Regions from separate parts of the Homo sapiens genome. Here region 2 is linked to region 1. Evidence: chromatin contacts called from ENCODE Hi-C or POLR2A ChIA-PET data. All regions are on one chromosome and are shown on one strand. Each heading gives the region's core, a stretch centred on a gene start or an enhancer-like site at or near the end of the contact. The rest is flanking DNA. Distances are from core to core; before and after follow the strand shown.

Region 1 (7,328 bases), core at 2,393-4,892:
AATAAATGATCCAGCAGCTGCTTTTTTTAAAAAAGGGAAATTCCGCAGAGGGCTCTGTTGCCCTTACTATCTGCCTAAATAATTTCTTTCTAGCTCCTGTATCAGTAACCCCTGTCTAAGAGGTAAGGGAGGGTAGTAAAGAACAACCTCATCGGTCTAGATATTCATGGGACTCATACCCCTCAAGAGGCCAACACTATCAATAACCATAACTAATTTGGGACTGCAGATTATTAGAGTGCACTGTTAGACAACAATAGAAGGCTTTAGTGGAGAGATCATTGAATAAGTCAGTAGTGTAGACACAGGCAGTTGAACTGATCACAAAGATGAGGCCCTTTAAAAAACATCTGAAAGACTGATACTTGACAATAGCAGGCATTTATTGAGAGATCACTGTGTTTTAAGTACCTTCCATAAATCATTTCATTTAATCATCACAACAGTTCTATAAGGGAGGTATTATTGCCCTGATTCTTTGATGAATGTGAAATTCAGAGAGTTTAAGCAAATTGTTCAATGTCACTCAGCTAAACAAATGGCATAGCAGGAATTCAAATTCACGTGCATGACTGCAAAGCCTATTCTCTGCACCCCTACACCAGAGGATCCACAGCTAGGGTCTCCAGCTGAGCATCCACAGTGTGATGGAATAACATGTCGATAGACTTATTCAAATAACAACTTTGTTGACAGCCAGGCAGCAGAATAGTGAGGTACTTGTACTTTAATCACTTCAAATGTGCCACCCCCAAATCTATATTCAGCAGTGTTCAGCAAACACAAAAAATTGAGAACCACCTCTATATGCTATGAACAACAACAAAAAACTCAGGTTACTCTCTTGGAAGATCCAGAAACTGCATTAACAGTTGCCAAAGGGAATTTCAACTAAATGAATATCTGTTCTTTAAAGAGGTCAGGAAATAAGATTAAGAACACTTACACATTCTTGAGATAGTCCTTGCTTGGTATGTTTTCTTAAGAACCAGTGTAATTTTACTTTATCAGGAAGATTATGGCTCTGTTGAAATACTGTTAAAGTGGCAGTATAAAGGTTTCAAATGTTTTTTTAGCAACGGTAAGTTTACTATATATAAAAACATGAATCAGGAAAGGAAGGAGGAGAAATGACTGTTTTTATGCCCTAAAAAAAAAAATCAGAAAAATTTTCAAACTTACTAATATTTCAATGAGACAACCATTTTCTTCTCTCTCTCTCTCTCTCTCACACACACACACACAAACACATACACAGGTATACACACAGAGGATCTTTGAAAATTCTTACTTGTAAAATATGAGTTACAGTGGGGAATAATGCACATTTAATTGGTGAAACTTACGTGACTCTCCTTTTTTTTTTTTTTTTAAGAGACAGAGTCTTACTCTGTGGCCCAGGCTGGAGTGCAGTGCTATGATCATAACTCACTGCAGCCTAAGTAGCCTACAGTGTAAGTCACTGTGCCTCACTCCTCTATTAAGCTTATAGTTTTGTAGCTGATATGGTTTAGATTTGTGTCCCCACCCAAATCTCATGTCGAACTGTAATCCCCAGTGCTGGAGGAGGGGGCCTGGAGGGAGGTGATTGGCTCATGGGGGTGGATTTTCCCCTTGTTCTCATGATAGTGAGTGAATTCTCCCGAGATGTGGTTGTTTGAAAGTGTATAGCACCTCCCTTCTTGCTCTCTCTCCGTCCTTCTCTGGCCACGTAAGACGCGCCCGCTTCCCCGTTGCCTTTTGTCATGATTGTAAGTTTCCTGAGTCGTCCCCAGCCCTGCTTCCTATACAGCTTCCAGAACTGTGCATCAATTAAACCTCTTTTCTTGATAAATTACCCAGTCTCAGGTAGTCCTTTATAGTGATGCGAGAACAGACTAATGCAGTAGCTATCATAGAACTAAAATTGTATTTAAGGCTCAAGATAAAAGCAACCAGAATTTAAATTTTATGATTAGAAAAAACTCTGTGCAGGCCGGGCACGGTGGCTCACGCCTGTAGTCCCAGCACTTTGGGAGGCCGAGGCGGGCGGATCACGAGGTCAGGAGATCGAGACCATCCTGGCTAACAAGGTGAAACTCCGTCTCTACTAAAAATACAAAAAAATTAGCCAGGCATGGTGGTGGGCGCCTGTAGTCCCAGCTACTCGGGAGGCTGCGGCAGGAGAATGGCGTGAACCCGGGAGGCGGAGTTTGCAGTCAGCTGAGATCGCACCACTGCACTCCAGCCTGGGTGACAGAGCGAGACTCTGTCTCAAAAAAAAAAAGAAAAGAAAAAACTCTGTGCATATATATGAGGATCAATAAAGTATGTCTAATGAGCACTACAATATTCAATATTACTCTTTTGAAAGAAAATGAATATTCACCATGAAGAATCAAATGAGATCTCAACTATCTTTGTGACTAACAGACAGAAAATGGTCAAAACAATTCATTTTGGCAATCCACACCAGCCAATTGCAGTTCACACTTTCTCATAATTTTCCCTGCCCAGCAAAGAAACTAGAGCACAGCTGTCCATAGACATGCTGTACCTACTTCCCACAAACCCCACAATGAGTCTCTGCAACTCAGAAAGCACAGGCAGGGTTAAAAGCAAACTGTCTGAGGTCAGATAGCCATGAGTTTGAATCCTGGTTCTGTCCCTGATCACTTGTGGTGCTTGGAGCAAGTTACTTAACTTCTCAGAGCTTGAGTTTCCTTATCTGTAAAATGGGGACGATCATAGTAACAACCATGTTCACAGGGCAGTCAGTGGAGTGTTTGCTCATGGGACATGATCAGTCAATGTTAGCTAGCGATCCTTACTACTCCCAGAGGGTGAGAACCTGGAAGGGTGTGTGTTTGATACATTTTTTTATTTTCCAAAGTACCCAGAGAAGGGCCTCAGCCACAGAAGGGGCTGTATAAAGGCTTACTGAATGAGTGCTGGCTGCCCTCTATAGCTTGCTGGTGGTAACCATAGACACAGTATAGATTGGATCTGAGCATGAGAAGGAAAGGGGTTTGGTTAAGGCCAGTTTGTCCTCCCTGACCTCCATTATAAGTGGGTTGGGGTTTGCTTTCCCTGGAAGATGGCTCATTTCCTTTCCATGGACTCACTTTGTAGTTGTTCACACTACTCTGACTCACGACTCATAAATCATAGACTCTACACGCGGGGACACCAGTTGTTTTTTGTTTTGTTTTGTTCGTTTTGTTTTGTTTTAAGAAACAGGGTCTTGCTCTGTCACCCAGGCAGGAGTGCAGTGGTGCAATCACAGCTGAGTGCAGTAGTGTGATCACAGCTCACTGCAGCCTTGAACTCCTGGGCTCAAGTGATCCTCCCACCTCAGCCTCCCAAGGAGCTGGGATTACAGGCATATGCCACCATACCTGACTAGTTTTTTGTTTGTTTGTTTGCTTGTTTTTTGTAGAGATAAGGGCTTGCTATGTTGCCCAGGGTGGTCTCAAACTCTTGGGCTCAAGCAATTCTCCTGCCTCAGCCTTCCAAAGTGCTGTGATTACATATGTGAGCCACTGCACCCAGCCCTCACTGGGTCTTATGTGTCTTTGGGGCCAACCTCTCACTAGCTTCAATGACCTATGAATAATTAACTGGGAAGCTCCCTCTTCCCCTTTAAAAAAAAAAAGTCTCTTGCTATAAATCTACCAAACATAGCTGGATAGATGCCCTCAAAATCCAAAGAGCTTGCTCACATACACAGACCTGTAAAAAAGAAAGCCAAATTCCAAAAATAATCTGCACAAACTGATTTTTATTTCCACTTTTTCTTTCCTTGAGCTCCAGTTTCACATTGCTGCCCTTCTTAGAAGCTAGTTCTCACTGGTCATTATAGAAATTATATGTCTGGTAAAATCATTACACATTTCATTTAGAAAGTGAGACGAAAAATACTTCCTTCTGAGGTGGTACAAGTTCCATTTACGGCCAAACATTGAGAGGCCAGCCTCGCTTCTCATAAAATCCAATCCTCTTTTTTCCTTAGATGACTTTTCCTCATTCTTCGGGATTTCATGTCAATGCCACTTCCTCCTGGAAGCCTTTTCTAATACATAAAAACTGCTAAGAGTCCTATGCATTGTCTTAGTCTCTTTACATGCATTATCTCATTTAATCCTGAAACTAACCTGAGGAGTAACTTGCTATCATTATCTCTATTTCATAGTTGAAGAGGCAGAGTACAGGGCCAGAAGGTAAGTTGGCAGAACTGGCATTCACACACAGGTGGTATGACTTCAGAGCTCTTACTCCTAAGTGCTACACTATCCTATTTTCCAAAGTACTACTTGCTCTCAAAGCACTCTTTTTCTTCTTTCTTTTTCTTTTTCTTCTATCACAGCACTTGTAGTAAACGTTAGTGGGGTTCTAGCCCATCCCCCATCTCCCGCCCCTTTCCTAACACCTTTCTATTTCAATCTGGTTACACAATCTCCACCCCTGGCCCTAAGGGTGAAACACATGATATAGGCTAAGCCCATCGACATATTTCCTCCCATTGTGCACAGTGATTGGTTGGGGTAGGGATATGCCCTAGGCTGACCCAATCAGAATTCATCTTGAGACTTTAGTCAGGATGCCGGGAATGGGAGGCAGATTCCTTATTCCTTGCTATATGTGAATCACATAGCTTTAGGAGTTGCTGCAGCCATCTTGGGATTATAGACAAATGTGATGACAAAAGAGCTTGTCATGGAACCAGAGCTGAGAAATAAAGAGAAAAAAGTGCTTGATCTTGTCACATGCTTTGAGCTGCCTGGAACAAATCTTCCTGAAGCCATCCTACGTGTGAACTTCACAGGTATATGTAAATTTCCTTTGTTGTTAACCCAGTTGGAATTGGGTGTTCTGTTTCTTGCACTCAGAAGCTTCTTAACTTACTAGCATTTACACATGGTATTTTTCTGGATTTTTTTTTTCCAGACAGAGTCTCACTCTGTGGCCCAGGCTGGGTTACAGTGGCACAATCTCATCCCACTGCAACGTCCACCTCCGGGGTTCAAGCCATTCTTCTGCCCCAGCCTCCGGAATAGCTGGGATTACAGGTGCCCACCACCATGCCTGGCTAATTTTTTGTATTTTAGTAGAGACGGGGTTTCACCATGTTGCCCAGGCTAGTCTCGAACTCCTGACCTCAAGTGATCCACCCGCCTCGGACTCCCAAAGTGCTAGGATTACAGGCGTGAGTCACTGCCCCCGGCCTTTTCTTGATTGTTTAATTGTTTTTTCTCCCCGGTAAACACTAAGATCCTTGAGGGTGGGAACCACCACTGTCTTGTCACAATTGTGTTCCCAGTGCTTGGTACCTGGTAGGGGTTGCATGAATATATGTCAAATGAGTGAAATGAATGAACGGCAGATTTTCTTGGGCGGTGAGTGACCTGAACCACACTTTCAGTTTGCTTAGATTTCATGTCATTTACAGGTGCTTGAAATCTCCAACTGGAACCTGAAAACTGTGGGGTAGCCAAACCAGGCAAAGAGATTGAAAGGAATTTTCCGATTTCCAAACTATTTCAGTTGTACTACATTAGCTAAGATCTCCATTGAATGGATTTTTAAATCCTTAAAACAAGAATACCACAAAGTCCAAACAACTGCAAATGAAAGACTCCCATTGGAATAAAACCATAATCAAGTACTTTAAACAAAAATATAAATACTACATTAAAATGTCTAAAGTAATTACGTACAATATAAACTTGCAGTAACATACCTTTTACCTGATGGTCTTCATCTGTGTTTTATCTTTAGCCGAAAAAAACAACAACAACAACAAAGAAAAAGCCCCCAAACCAGGATAAACTGGAAACATTTATTAAAGCAACCATCAATTTTACTGCCATCATATTTTGAGGCCTGAAACATCAAAGATTTACTGATGTTATCTATAAATAATAATTTTTACATGAGTTACAGTTAAACTATACATTCAAAGCATAACAATGGCAGGAGGAGCCTGGAAGAACTCTTACAGGTCATCCAGTCTAACTCCTTAATTTACCCAAGAGAAGACAGAAGACCTAGTGGAGGCCAGGCACGGTGGCTCACCCCTGTAATCCTAGCATTTTGGGAGGCTGAGGTGGGCAGATCACTTGAGGTCAGGAGTTCGAGACCAACCTGGCCAACATGGTGAAACCCCGTCTCCACTAAAACTACAAAAATTACCCAGGCATGGTGGCATGCACTGGTAGTCTCAGCTACTTGGGATGCTGAGGCAGGAGAATGGCTTGAACCTGGAAGGTGGAGGTTGCAGTGAGCCAAGACTGCGTCACTACACTCCAGCCTGAGCAACAGAGCGAGACTCTGTCTCCAAAAACAAAAACAAAAACAAACAAACAAACAAACAAACAAACAAAAACAACAGAAGACCTAGTGGGAAAGATTTACCTGTGTTTCATTCAACCTAACAATACAACAAGCGTTCACTGGGTCATGCTGTATGTGAGATTTGGTGTTAGATATTGAAAAATAAGGCCGGGCATGGTGGCTCACGCCTGTAATCCCAGCACTTTGAGAGGCCGAGGCGGGTGGATCACGAGGTCAGGAGATTGAGACCATCCTGGCTAACACAGTGAAACCCCATCTCCACTAAGAATACAAACAATTAGCTGGGTGTGGTGGTGGGCGCCTGTAGTCCCAGCTACTCGGGAGGCTGAGGCAGGAGAATCGCTTGAACCCAGGAGGCAGAGCCTTGCAGTGAGCTGAGATTGCGCCACTGCTCTCCAGCCAGGGCGACAAAGTGAGACTCTGTCTCAAAAAAAAAAAAAAAATAAACAAACAAACAAACAAAAAGAAAAAGAAAAGGATATAAAAAGATAGGTTACAACCTAGTTGGGAAAAGAAAGGTATGCAGACACATGCCGTGTAGTGTGATATATTCTATCATCGAGGTGTAAAATCAGATTCTTCAGGCCAGGCACAGTGGCTCATTCCTGTAATCCCACCACTTTGGGAGGCTGAAGCGGGCAGATAGCTTGAGCCCAGGAATTCAAGACCAGCCTAGGCAGCATGGTGAAACCCTGTCTCTACAAAAAATGCAAAAAAAAAAAAAAAAAAAAAGCCAGGCATGGTGGTGAGCGCCTGTAGTCCAAGCTGCCAGGGAGCCTCAGGTACGAGGATTACCTGAGCCTGGGAGGTTGAGGCTGCAGTGATCTGTGATGGCACAACTGCACTCCAGCCTGGGCAACAGAGCAAGACCCTGTCTCAAAAAATAAATAAATAATAAGTAAATAAAACAAAAAAGCAAATGAAGGATGAGGGATCAGTCAATTGGAGGCAGTTCATGGAAATTATTTTCTGAATAGGTGGTTTCTGAGTCTTGA
Region 2 (7,328 bases), core at 1,697-4,196, 310 kb before region 1:
GCATTCTCTCTCTCTCGGGAATCTCATTTGTTCCACAGCTTCAGCTCTTATCTACATGTTATTGATTCCCAAATCTATCTCCAGCCCTGGCAGTGCTCCTGAGTTCTGCCTCCCATTGACACTTCCACTGGCTTTCCCTCAAACACCTCAAACCCAACATGCCCAGCACTCAAGTAATCATTTCCCCCTTTGCTATCCTGCTTTTTCTCCTGTGTTTTCTATTTCAAAGACTAGCATCATCACGTATTGTCTGTCTAGTACTTAGAACAGTGCCTAATAGCTACAGTTTTCTCTTTTCCAGAATGTCATATAAATATAGTCATACAAAATACAGCCTTCTGGCCAGGCGCAGTGGCTCATGCCTGTAATTCCAGCACTTTGGGAGGCTGAGGCGGGTGGATCACCTGAGATCAGGAGTTCAAGACCAGCCTGGCCAACGTGGTGAAACCCCGTCTCTACCAAAAAATACCAAAAATTACCTGGGTGTGGTAGCAGGTGCCTGTAATACCAGCTACTCGGGAGGCTGAGGCAAGAGAATCACTTGAACCTGGGAGGCAGAGGTTGCAGTGAGCCAAGATCACACCATTGCACTCCAGCCTGGGCAACAGAGCAAGGCTCCGTCTCAAAAAAAAAAAAAAAATGAAAAATTCCAGAAATAAACAATTAATAAGTTTCCCGCGCTGTTCTGATAACCAGGATGAAATCTCTCGCTGTCCTGTTTCCTCCTGCTTGGGGCTGGTTGTGAATCATCCCTTTGTCCAGTGTCTCCATGCCGTCTACACTACCTGCCCATCAATCACTTAGTAGCTGGCCCAGTTATCAGATCAACTGTCACGGTATTGAAGAGTGTGTGCTCATGTAAGTTTTTTTGTTGTTTTTTTGGGGGGGGTCCAGATTTATAATTTAATGGCTGTGCAGCTTCCAGTCCCTCATTTCTGCTGCTCACGGGCCCACTGCTCTGGGGTCAGGGTTTTCTGTTCAAAGGCATGGATGTGTGGGAGCTCTTCTGCTAGGCACGCATTCACCAGCTGGTGTCTCTGAAGCAGCAGCTGACACCACCAGGACTCGGAAGCTACAGGTTGAAGGTCGTGTCCTCCACCTCCACATGCTCCGCCTCCAGGTCCCGCTGCAGCTTCTCCTGGAGGTAATTGGCGCTGAGTTCCCTGGCGGTAGTCCAGCTGGGGCGGCAGCCCAGCGGGGACAGAACCCCAGCTCGGACCCCTGCCACGCTGCTTTGCGCCCTTACAGGAGCCACTTCCCTCACGTAAGCTTTCTTTGACTTAATGATGGCATCAAAGCACAAGGGTAGGGATGCTGGCATATTGTTAAAATTGTTCGATTTATCACTAGTTATTGTTGTTGATCTCTTCTGTGCCTCATTTATAAATTAACTTTTATCATAGGGATATGTGTGTGTCTATATCTACAAAAAACCGCAGTATCTATAGAGTTTGGTACTGTAGCGATTTCAGGCATCCACTGGGGATCTCAGAATGTATTCTTCACAGACAAGGAGGGACTACTGTATTATTATATGGAGGTTAACCACACTATTAGCAATAGAATTATAATAAAAACTTTCAAAAACATGGCGAAGCTGGTAATAATGTGCCTAACATCCTACAGCACCTCCCTATTGTCGACAGAAAGAGTCAAACTTTCTAAAATATGTGAAGAGTTTTATTCTGAGCCAAATATGAGTGACCATGGCCCATGAGACAGCCCTCAGGAGGTCCTGAGAACATGTGCCCAAGGTGGTCGGGGTGCAGCTTGGTTTTATACATTTTAGAGGGGCATGAGACATCAATCAAATACATTTAATAAATACATGGGATTGGTCCAGAAAGGTGGGACAGCTCAAAGCTGGGGCTTCCAGGCTATAGGTGAATTTAAACATTTTCTGGTTGACAATGAGTTTACCTTGTCTGAAGACCTGGGATTGGGCTGGGCGCAGTGGCTTATGCCTGTAATCCCAGCACTTTGAGAGGCTGAGGCAGGCAGATCACGAGGTCAGGAGTTCGAGACCAGCCTGACCAACACAGTGAAACCCCATCTCTACTAAAAATACAAAAATTAGCTGGGCATGGTGGCGGGCACCTGTAATCCCACCTACTTGGGAGGCTGAGGCAGGAGAATCGCTTGAACCTGAGAGATGGGGGTTGCAGTGAGCCGAGATCATGCTACTGCACTCCAGCCTGGGCAACAGAGCGAGACTGTGTCTCAAACAAACAAACAAACAAACATCCAAAGTGGCCGTCACTAAATGCTAATAAACACTAGAGGGCACAATTGAGTTGTGGAAAATTTCAGCCAATATTGCAAATGAAACAAGGTATGGACTCTAGCAAAAATTAATACACCAGAAAAATGGGTAGTGAAAATCATAAGCTTTGAAAACAATTGCTTTCTTTGTAAATCTGTTGATTAACCTTAGCCCTTTGAGATAATTGAATTAAAGTAGACTTAACACTTTAAATTTAATACCAAGCCAATACTGTATTCCAAAAATAAAGCATAGATACATTGACAAATAGGACTACTTACATCAAAAAACTAGTGGGGGTGTTCTCAGTGTTAAGAGTCAGTTTCTGTCTGAATTTTTCTTTCTTTAGATATTCCTGTCTTCTGGCAATGACGGTTTGGCCATGGAATTCACACTCATTCTAAGCTGGCCACTTGAGAAAGCTTGAAATTTCTAAGGTTTTGTTATTGTAAGAGGTGACCAGATGTTCCAAACATCAAGCTATACAGGAAGCTCTCCACCCACTCCAAATGTCATGCTGAGTTCTCAACAGACTTCCGTTTCCCGTTTCCTTTTTCCCCTCTCTCTGATTTTTTTCTTCAAAGTCTATTCAAAAGCTGCTGCCAAAACCATCTTCCTCTATTGTTGTTCTGATGACATCATTCCCTTCCCCAGCTCCCCTTGTCTTTGGTCTCATGACCACAGTTTGCCTTCATTTCCTTGGGCTGCCACTGTGCCTGCCTCTACCTCCTTTCCCCCTGATTTCCCGCTGCTTCTCACCAACTGTGACGCAGGATTATCACTGCTGATGTCCCAGTGCTGAGGTATCTATTATCTTCTAACAAAGAAGAGTATTCCCATTCCACTACCCAGACTTTCCCAGGTCTCTTCTAAACTCATTTTATTTATGTATTCATTGCTCACGAGTATACTAAGCACCTTCTGCATGTGTTCTAGGTACTAGAGGAGAGAGAGAGAGAGAGAAGAAGAAAAGACATAATCTTTTTTTTCTCTCTTTATGCCAGCTGCTCTGGCCAGCTTAAAAAAAGACAATCTTTAAGATCAAAATTGCCAGGAAGCCATTTAAGTTGGGGCTTTTGGAAACCAACTAGAACTTACTCTCCCTTAGAACCTGAAGGAATGAGTAGCAGGAGAAAATTATACAATGATACAAAATAACTATACCATTCGGGATAGTAGATTTGGGATAATTCTAATCATTTCATCACCTTGAGACAGGGTCTTGCTCTGTCACCCAGGCTGGAGTGCAGTGGTAGAATCACAGCTCACTGCAGCTTCAACCTCTCGGGCTCACGCGAGCCTCTCACCTCAGCCTCCCAAGCAGCTGGGACTACAGTCATGTACCACCACACCCTGCTAATTCTTTTTCTTGCCCAAGCTGGTCTCAAACTCTTGAGCTCAAGCAGTCCGCCTGCCTCGGCCTCCCAAAGTGCTGCAAGTACAGGCTTGAGCCACCTCGTTTGGCCTCTAGCTCAGTAATTAATCTGACACTTGGTGACTGGCATACTGGTTTGCATTTCTCATTCCTCAGTTTCCTCGCCTGTAAAATGGGGGTAGTGACATCTACCTATTCATCTTTTAAGATTGTTATACGGATCAAATGTGATAATAAAATAATTTGAAAAATATAAAGTATTATTTGGCATAACGTAATATTATATTTGTGCCACTGAAATCTAAATATGTCATGATGCAAACATACTGTATATTTTATTGATTGAGTCAACCATCATGTCTTGTTTAGTTGTTCATAGAAACTATTTTAGAATGAAAGGTTAAAAAGGCAACATAATTAAGAAACACAAAGGAAAAGAAGACATTTGACTTCTGCTATTATAACTTCTCCAAAGTTTCATTTCAAATCAAATAAACATTTTTGCATAAATAAAACTTAGTTGTTCTTAAACTTTGTATATTAAAAATATACAGATTTTCGGCCAGGCGTGGTGGCTGATGTCTGTAATCCCAGCACTTTGGGAGGCTGAGGCGGGTGGATCACCTGGGATCAGGAGTTCGAGATCAGCCTGATCAACATGGAGAAACCCCATCTCTACTAAAAACACCAAATTAGTCAGGCGTGGTGGTGCATGCCTGTAATACCAGCTACTCGGGAGTCTGAGACAGGAGAATCGCTTGAAGCCGGGAGGTGGAGGTTGCGGTGAGCCTAGATCACGCCATTGCATTCCAGCCTGGGCAACAGAGCCAGACTTCGTCTCAAAAAAAAAAAAAATATATATATATATATAATATATATATACACACACACACAGATTTTCTTATAGGGCTACAGAATTTAGATACATAACTTATGTTTTTCTCAGAGACAACAATACTAAATATTCTTTTTTTTTTTTTTTTTTTTTTTTTGAGACGGAGTCTCGCTCTGTCGCCCAGGCCGGACTGCGGACTGCAGTGGCGCAATCTCGGCTCACTGCAAGCTCCGCCTCCCGGGTTCACGCCATTCTCCTGCCTCAGCCTCCCCAGTAGCTGGGACTACAGGCGCCCGCCATCGCGCCCGGCTAATTTTTTGTATTTTTAGTAGAGACGGGGTTTCACCGTGTTAGCCAGGATGGTCTCGATCTCCTGACCTCATGATCCACCCGCCTCGGCCTCCCAAAGTGCTGGGACTACAGGCGTGAGCCACCGCGCCCGGCCCTAAATATTCTTAAAATTTTTATCACATGCTTACTACATACCAGGCACTATACTAGGAATTGAAGACAGGAATGTAAATGAGGCTGGGCGTGGTGGCTCATGCCTGTAATCCCAACACTTTGGGAGGCCAAGGCCTGAAGATCACTTGAGCCCAGGAGTCTAAGACCAGCCTGGGCAACATGGAGAAACCACTCCTCTACAAAAAAAAAAAAAAAAAAAAAAATATATATATATATATATACACACACACACATATATATCCATATATATATGTATATATATACATATATATATATATATATATACGTATATATATATATATAAAAATTAGCCAGGCATGGTGGCACGCGCCTGTAGTTCCAGCTGTTCAGGAGGCTGAGGTGAGAAGATTGCTTGAGCCTGGGAGGTCGAGGCTGCAGTGAGTCGAGATCACACCACTGCACTCCAGCCTGGATGACAGAGACCCTGCCTCAAAAAAAAGAGAAAACAGAAATGTAAGTGAATGGTTTCTGCAATGCAGGAGTATCACAACTCAATATTTGGAAAGACTATTTATCTGATAAAATCAAAGAAGTAGTAGTGGTATGCCGTATTTATTAAATGCATTAATATTTCCTATTAGCCAGGTGCGGTGACTCACGCCTGTAATCCCAGCACTTTGGGAGGCCAAGGTGGGCAGATCACCTGAGGTCAGGATTTCAAGACCAGCGTGGCCAACATGGTGAAACCCCATCTCTACCAAAAACACAAAATTAGCCAGGGGTGGTGGCACGTGCTGGTAATCTCAGCTACTCGGGAGTCTGAGGCAGGAGACTTGCTTGAACCCGGGAGGCAGAGGTTGCAGTGAGGTCAGGCAACTGCACTCAAGCCTGGGTGAAAAAACGAGTCAAAAAAAAAAAAAAAAGAGGGAGACAGAGAGAGAGAGAGAGAGAAGGAAGGAAGGAAGGAAGGAGGGAGGGAGGGAGGGAAGGAAGGAAGGAAAGAAAAGAAAGAGACAGAAAGAGAGAGAGAGAGACGAAAGAAAGAAAGAAAGAAAGAAAGAGAAAGAAAGAAAGAAAGAAAGAAAAAGAAAGAAAGAAAGAAATCTTCCCGACTGCCTTCAGTGTGAGACACTGGCTTTTTCCCTGACTTCATTGGCTTCCTGGTTTTCAGGCCTTCAAACTCTGCCTGGACCTACCCTACCTGCTCTCCTGGGTCTATAGCTGTTGACTCACCCTACAGATGCTGGGACTTCTCAGCTGCCATAATCATGTGAACCAATTCCTTCTCATAAGTGTCTTTCTATGTATATTACATCCTACTGGTTCTGTTACTCTGTAGAAGGTAATGTTCACCCGAGAAAATTTCCAAAAAGCAACGGAGAATGAAGAAATAAGGATTCTGTAACATTTCATCATTCATGTCTGAATAGAGTAAAAACAAATGGTTGAGGCCCGGCATCGTGGCTCACGCCTGTAATCCCAGCACTTTGGGAGGCTGAGGTGGGCAGATCATGAGGTCAGGAGTTCGAGACCAGCCTGATCAATATGGTGAAACCCTGTTTCTACTAAAAATACAAAAATTAGCTGGGTGTGGTGGCACATGCCTGTAATCCCAGCTACTCAGGAGGCTGAGGCAGGAGAATCGCTTGAACCTGGGAGGCAGAGGTTGCAGTGAGCCAAGATCGCGCCATTGCACTCCAGCCTGGGCGACGGAGTGAGACTCTGTCTCAAAAAAAAACACAAATGGTTGATTACAGTCATAATACTATCACCTACCCATTGTTTGACCTTGAGAAATTCACTTACTCTATCTGAGATTCATTCATTCATTCATTCAACAAATACTTACAGAATACCTTTTCTGTACCAGGCACTGAAAGTACCGTGTTAGGCACCAAAGGTATCAAGGTTGATAAGATGAAAGTCCCCACCCTTCAAGGAGTTCAGTAGAGTGCGACCTGGAGGCATTTGATAGAAAAATTAATGTTCAAATTGTAAGAGCTGTAAATGTTGAATCATCAAGGGCCCTTATCTCCTACTCTACCCCCATACGAATCCTCTACTTCTGGCATAATGGAGCACTCTATTTCATGCACATTTACTCAAACTGAAACTCTGCCTCTGCTCTCATCTTCCTTTTCTGGAATGCCTTTCCGGAGCTGTCTCTCCTGATTATCCCACTGCCTTTTCAAAGCTCTTGTCAGTTGCCTCCACCTACTAAGATCCCTACTGTAAATTCCCAAAGATTTAATTTTCTGTACTCCTCATTAGCATTTATCAAATATAAGCTACTATTCATGTTTGTATATAATATTCTATCAAGCTTCTTAAGTAGGATATGTTCTTATATTTCATTGTTTCATCCCGTACAGTAAGCATGCCTTGAGTGACAATAATGATTTTCCGTTACTGACTCAGTATGAGAAACT

The links. Hi-C counts contacts between places; a loop is a spot of excess contacts on that map. ChIA-PET counts read pairs that join two places held with the same protein, here RNA polymerase II (POLR2A).
Region 2: a map of endothelial cell of umbilical vein shows a loop between it and region 1 (3-fold over the local background). The contact joins two enhancer-like sites. A Hi-C loop is called at or near these places in 1 of 168 maps with a recorded cell type or tissue (endothelial cell of umbilical vein). POLR2A ChIA-PET finds 5 or more read pairs at or near these places in 2 of 52 experiments (CD8-positive, alpha-beta T cell and H1).

The regions. Positions count from the first base shown.
Region 1 is chr18:520,990-528,317 of GRCh38, reverse strand. No RefSeq gene overlaps it. Among named protein-coding and RNA genes, the nearest start is that of LINC01925, 9.4 kb to the right of the region's middle. Within about 2 kb of position 3,642, at least 2 of the 41 ENCODE cell types and tissues checked have a DNase peak (open chromatin) inside an H3K27ac peak, as active enhancers do; they include endothelial cell of umbilical vein, where a contact is called at or near this core.
Region 2 is chr18:826,074-833,401 of GRCh38, reverse strand. It overlaps the pseudogene BOLA2P1. Among named protein-coding and RNA genes, the nearest start is that of YES1, 17 kb to the right of the region's middle. RefSeq lists an enhancer at 2,512-3,078. Within about 2 kb of position 2,946, at least 7 of the 41 ENCODE cell types and tissues checked have a DNase peak (open chromatin) inside an H3K27ac peak, as active enhancers do; they include endothelial cell of umbilical vein, where a contact is called at or near this core.